2 separate regions of the Homo sapiens genome follow, and region 2 is linked to region 1. A link is an interaction called in ENCODE POLR2A ChIA-PET data of the cell type or tissue named here. Cell type or tissue: GM12878. All regions are shown on one strand. Region 1 has its middle 110 kb from the start of MIR4464. Region 2 overlaps RNGTT (RNA guanylyltransferase and 5'-phosphatase).

Region 1 (2,500 bases):
AGTATATGGGAGAGCTTCAGTTGCTCTACATCCTTGCCAACACATGATATGGTCTAGCTTTTTAATTTTAGCCATTCTAGTGGGTATGCAGTGCTATCTTGTTGTGGTTTGATTTGCATTTCCATAATGACTAATAATGTCGAGCATCTTCTAACGTGTTTATTTGCCATCTGTATATCTTTTTGTTAAAGTATCTATTTAAATCTTTTGCTCATTTAAAAAATTGAGCTGTTTGTCTTATTATTGAATCACAGTAGCTCAATAATAAGGTCTTTGTTGGATATATGTTTTTTGTTGAAGCTATGATTTGCAAATATTTTTTATACCAGTCTGTGGCTTGCCTTTTCATTTCCAATAATTTATTTTTAAACATAGTGAATCTGACATTTCTATGAGACATACAAGTAGAGCTCTCCAGCAGGGAGTCAGATATGGAGGTCTAGAGTCTAGAAGAGCTAGATGAAGACTCAGGATCTGTGAGTGAAAGGAGAAGATGACTACAAAGGGGCAGGAAGCACCATTTGGGGGTGATTGAACTGTTCTATGTCTTGATTTTAGTGGTGGTTATATATGGCTGTATACAATTATACACACTCAGAACTGTACACCCAAAACAGTGAATTTTACTTTTGTAAATTTACCTTAATAAAACAATTTTAATGGGGCAATAGTTGAAACAAACAAAAAAGTTGATCATTATTGAAGCTGGGTGATGGGTACATGAGGGTACTTTATATTATTCTCTGGTTGTTTGTAGGTTAAATTTCCAAAGTAAAAAGGAATAAAAACAACAACAATGACAGAGCAAACCCCTTGACCTCACATTCCCCTCTCACAATCATACCACTTCTGGGCCTCCTGTCTAAAAAAATTTCTTGAAAGAGTTGACTACAGACACAATTTTCGCATCTTCACCTTCCATTCAAGCTTTTCTCCCCACAACTCCGTGGACTCATGTCAAGGTTCTTGAGGTCATTGAAGACCTATTGACCTTCATGTAGCCCAAACAAGAGGTCATTTTCTTTCCTCACTTGACTCATCTCTCAGCGACATTCGTTAGTTTCTTTTCTTGGTCTCTGTCTCATCTTTCATACTCTTGGTGTTCCTCCTCTCTATTCACATCTTTTTAGTTTCATTTTCTGTCTTCTCTTTCCAAAACCTCTAAACTGTGACATGTATGAGGGTTAGCTTCTTAGCCCCAGTTCGCTCTCTCTTTTTTTTTTTTACACTCTTACTTCATCAGGGACTATGGCTTTAAATACTGTCTCTATGCCTATGACCACCAAATCAACACCTATGGCCCTGACCTCACCCCAAAGCCCCAAAGTCATATATCTAATGTCTTATTTGACATCTTCATCTGGAAGTCTACTAGGCTTCTCAAAAGTAAAATGTCTACAAAATTGAAAGGGTTATTTTCTCATACCTGTACTCTAGCCTACATATCCCAGTAAATGGCACTGTGTCCCCCAAGTCACTTGAGCTAAAAACTTAGAAATCATCCTTGCCTCCTCTCTTGCCATCTGTCATCTCCCACCATCCCCATTATTATCCATCTACTTCTGAAACGCTTACTGAATGCTTTCAATTTTCATTTCCACTACCATGATCCTAATTCAAGCTACCATATCCTTAGCTGTATGCATTTCTTGCCCCTACTCCTCTCTTTGATAAATATTTATGCTTAATTTAAGTTCTAAATTTCCATATGTAGTTTTATGAATGGTGCCTATAATATATGAAACTTTAAATTTAAATTTCTATAAAACTACAACACTCTACTCTTTCGTTTCTTAGAGACAGAGCCTGAATTTTTTAAAGTAGTACTGAAGAAAATTGAGGCATTTTATTAAAATGAAGATGGGGAAAATATGGAAATCCCCTGTCTAGTTCAAAGTCAAGACTGCATAGCTAAATTTGAAGACGGAGTTTAGTGCCAAGTCACTGTTAAGAAAGTACATGCTCTTTGTGCAGGGAAATCGAATGCTTGAAAACCAATAATATTTGGACTGGTTGGTACAGATTAAATCTTGGAAGTAACCTTCTGGTTTTGGTCTGTCTTTAGAAACATGGAGATAATCCTAGGAGAGAGAAACACTGGTTCCTTTTAGATCTGTTTGATTTCATTAGGACTAATTTATCAGTAAGCCATTGGGAACCTGGAAATTAGTAGATGAACAAGGCAGCACAAGTTAATTAATTAAAAATTAATTAGTCACCACAAATTTCATGTCAGCTGCTCACAGGTCTATGTTTTTTGTTGTTGTTATTGGTCTGGATACAAACAAGAAAAAGTCCTTATGTTCCTTATCTCACTTCTGACTTAATAGATCAAGCTCTTTTGGTTTTTCTCTTAAGAATTATTTACCAAAGTGTCAATATCTTGGAACCTTTCCCCAAATTTTCTACAATCTCCTTAAATCAAGTACTGCAATAGAATATTTTTATAGAAAAGAGGCTGATTACATGCCTGTAATTGCAGCACTTTGGGAAGCTGAAG
Region 2 (2,500 bases), 1.5 Mb before region 1:
TTTCTCAGCAGAAACCTTACAAGCCAGAAGGGATTGGGGTCCCATCTTTAGTTTCCTGAAACAAAATAACTGTCAGCCAAGAATTTTGTATTCAGCAAAACTAGGCTTCATAAATGAAGGAGAGATAGTCTTTCTCAGATAAACAAATGCTGAGAGAATTGGCCACTACAAGAAATGAAAGACACACTACAAGAAATGCTAAAAGGAGTTCTAAACCTTGAAATAAAACCTCAAAATACACCAAAATAGAACATCCTTAAAGCATAAATTTCACAGGGCCTATAAAACGATAACAGAATTTTTTTAAAAAAAGGTATTTAGGCAACAACTAGCATTATGAATAGAACAGTACCTTATCTCAATACTGTATTAACATTGAATAGAAATGGCCCAAATGCTCCTTTTAAAAGACACAGAATGGCAGAATGGATAACAACCCACAAACCAAGTATCTGCTGCCTTCAAGAGACTCACCTAATGCATAAGGACTCACATAAACTTAAGGTAAAGGGGTAGAAAAAGATATTCTACACAACTGGAAATCAAAAGCGGGCAGGAATAGCTATTCTTATGTCAGACAAAACAAACTTTAAAGGAATAACAGTTCAAAAAGACAGAGAAGGACATTATATAATGAAAAAAAGGATTCGTCCAACAGGAAAATATCACAATCCTATATATGCACCTAACCCTGGAGCTCCAAAATTTGTAAAGCAATTACTACTAGAGACCTAAGAAATGAAATACACAGCAACACAACAATAGTGGGGGACTTCAATACTCCACTGACAGCACTAGACAGGTCATCAAGAGAGAAAGTCAACAAAAAAAGAATAGAGTTAAATATACCCTAGAACAAATGGACTTAACAGATATTTAGTCTCAATAAATTTAAGATAATTGAAATTCTATCTAGTATCCTCTCATACCACAGTGGAATAAAACTGAAAATTAGCTCCAAAAGGAACCCTCAAAGCTATACAAATACACGACCAGGCGTGGTGGCTCATGCCTGTAATCCCAACACTTTAGGAAGCTGAGGTGGGTGGATCACCTGAGGTCAGGAGTTCAAGACCAGCCTGGCCAACATGATAAAACCATGCCTCTACTAAAAATACAAAAATTAGCCAGCCATGTACTAAAAATACATGGTGGCACGGGCTTGTAATCCCAGCTACTAGGGAGGCTGAGGCAGGAGAATTGTTTGAACCTGGGAGGCAGAGGTTGCAATGAGCTGAGATCGTACCATTGCATTCCAGCCTGGGTGACAGAGCAAGACTCCATCTCAGAAAAAATAAATAAATAAAAATTAAAACTATACAAATACATGGAAATTAAAATTTCTGCTCTTGAATAATCTTTGGGTCAACAATGAAATAAAGATGGAAATTTAAAAATTTTTTGAACTGAATGATAACAGTGACACAACCTATCAAAACCTCTGAGACACAGCAAAAGCAGTGCTAAGAGGAAAGTTCATAGCATTAAATACCTACATCACCAGGCGTGGTGGCTCATGCCTGCAATCCTAGCACTTTGGGAGGCCAAGGCGGGCAAATCACAAGGTCAGGAGTTCGAGACCAGCCTGGCCAACATGGTGAAATCCTGTCTCTACTAAAAATACAAAAAATTAGCCAGGCATGGTGGCGGGCGCCTGTAATCCTAGCTGCTCAGGAGGCTGAGGCAGCAGAATCGCTTGAACAGAAGAGGCGGAGGTTGCAGTGAGCCAAGATCGTACCACTGCACTCCAGCCCAGGTGACAGAGTGAGACTCATCTCAAAAAAAAAAAAAAAAAACCCACACCAAAACATCTGAAGGAGCACAAACAGAAAATCTAAGGTCACACTTCAAGGAACTAGAGAAACAAGAATAAACTGAACCCAAACCCAGCAGAAGAAAAGAAGTAACAAACATCAGAGCAGAACTAAACTGTAACAAACAAACAAAAAATACCAAACATCCACAAAAGATTAACAAAACACTGGTTCTGGATGTGGTGCAGTGGCTCACGTCTGTAATCCCAGCACTTTGGAAGGCCAAGGGAGGCAGATCATTTGAGGTCAGGAGTTTGAGCCTGACCAACATGGTGAAATCCCATCTCTACTAAAAATACAAAAAAATTAGCCGGGTGTGGTGGCGGGCCACCTGTAGTCCCAGCTACTTGGGAGGCTGAGGCAGGAGAATCACTTGAACCTAGGAGGCAGAGGTTGCAGTGAGCCAAGATGGCATCACTGCACTCCAGCCTGGGTGACAGAGCGAGACTCTGTCTCAAAAAAAAAAAAAAAAAAAAAAAAGCTGGTTCTTTGAAAATATAAACACAATTGATAGACCATTAGCAAGATTAACCAAGAAAAGAAGAAGATTCAAGTAAGTTCAACTAGAAACAAAACAGGAGATATTACAACCGATACAACAAAAATATAAAAGATCATTCAATAGTACTATGAATACTTTATATGCACAAACTAGAAAATCTAGAGGAGATGGATAAATTCCTGGA

Evidence for each region. ChIA-PET counts read pairs that join two places held together with the same protein. Peaks named below come from ENCODE experiments on the same cell type or tissue, not always from the same donor. Only the 100,000 strongest peaks of a DNase experiment are listed, where the experiment ranks them.
Region 2: POLR2A ChIA-PET joins it to region 1 with 10 read pairs; 2 of 35 experiments call an interaction of 5 or more read pairs at or near these places.

What each region holds. Positions count from the first base shown.
Region 1 is chr6:90,424,276-90,426,775 of GRCh38, forward strand. No RefSeq gene overlaps it. Among named protein-coding and RNA genes, the nearest start is that of MIR4464, 110 kb to the left of the region's middle. RefSeq lists an enhancer at 1,001-1,290. In GM12878, no CTCF peak of the experiment used is centred here; a DNase peak (open chromatin) is centred at 1,086.
Region 2 is chr6:88,953,771-88,956,270 of GRCh38, forward strand. All of the region lies in intron 1 of RNGTT (RNA guanylyltransferase and 5'-phosphatase), which reads right to left. Among named protein-coding and RNA genes, the nearest start is that of RNGTT, 8.6 kb to the right of the region's middle. In GM12878, no CTCF peak of the experiment used is centred here; no DNase peak of the experiment used is centred here.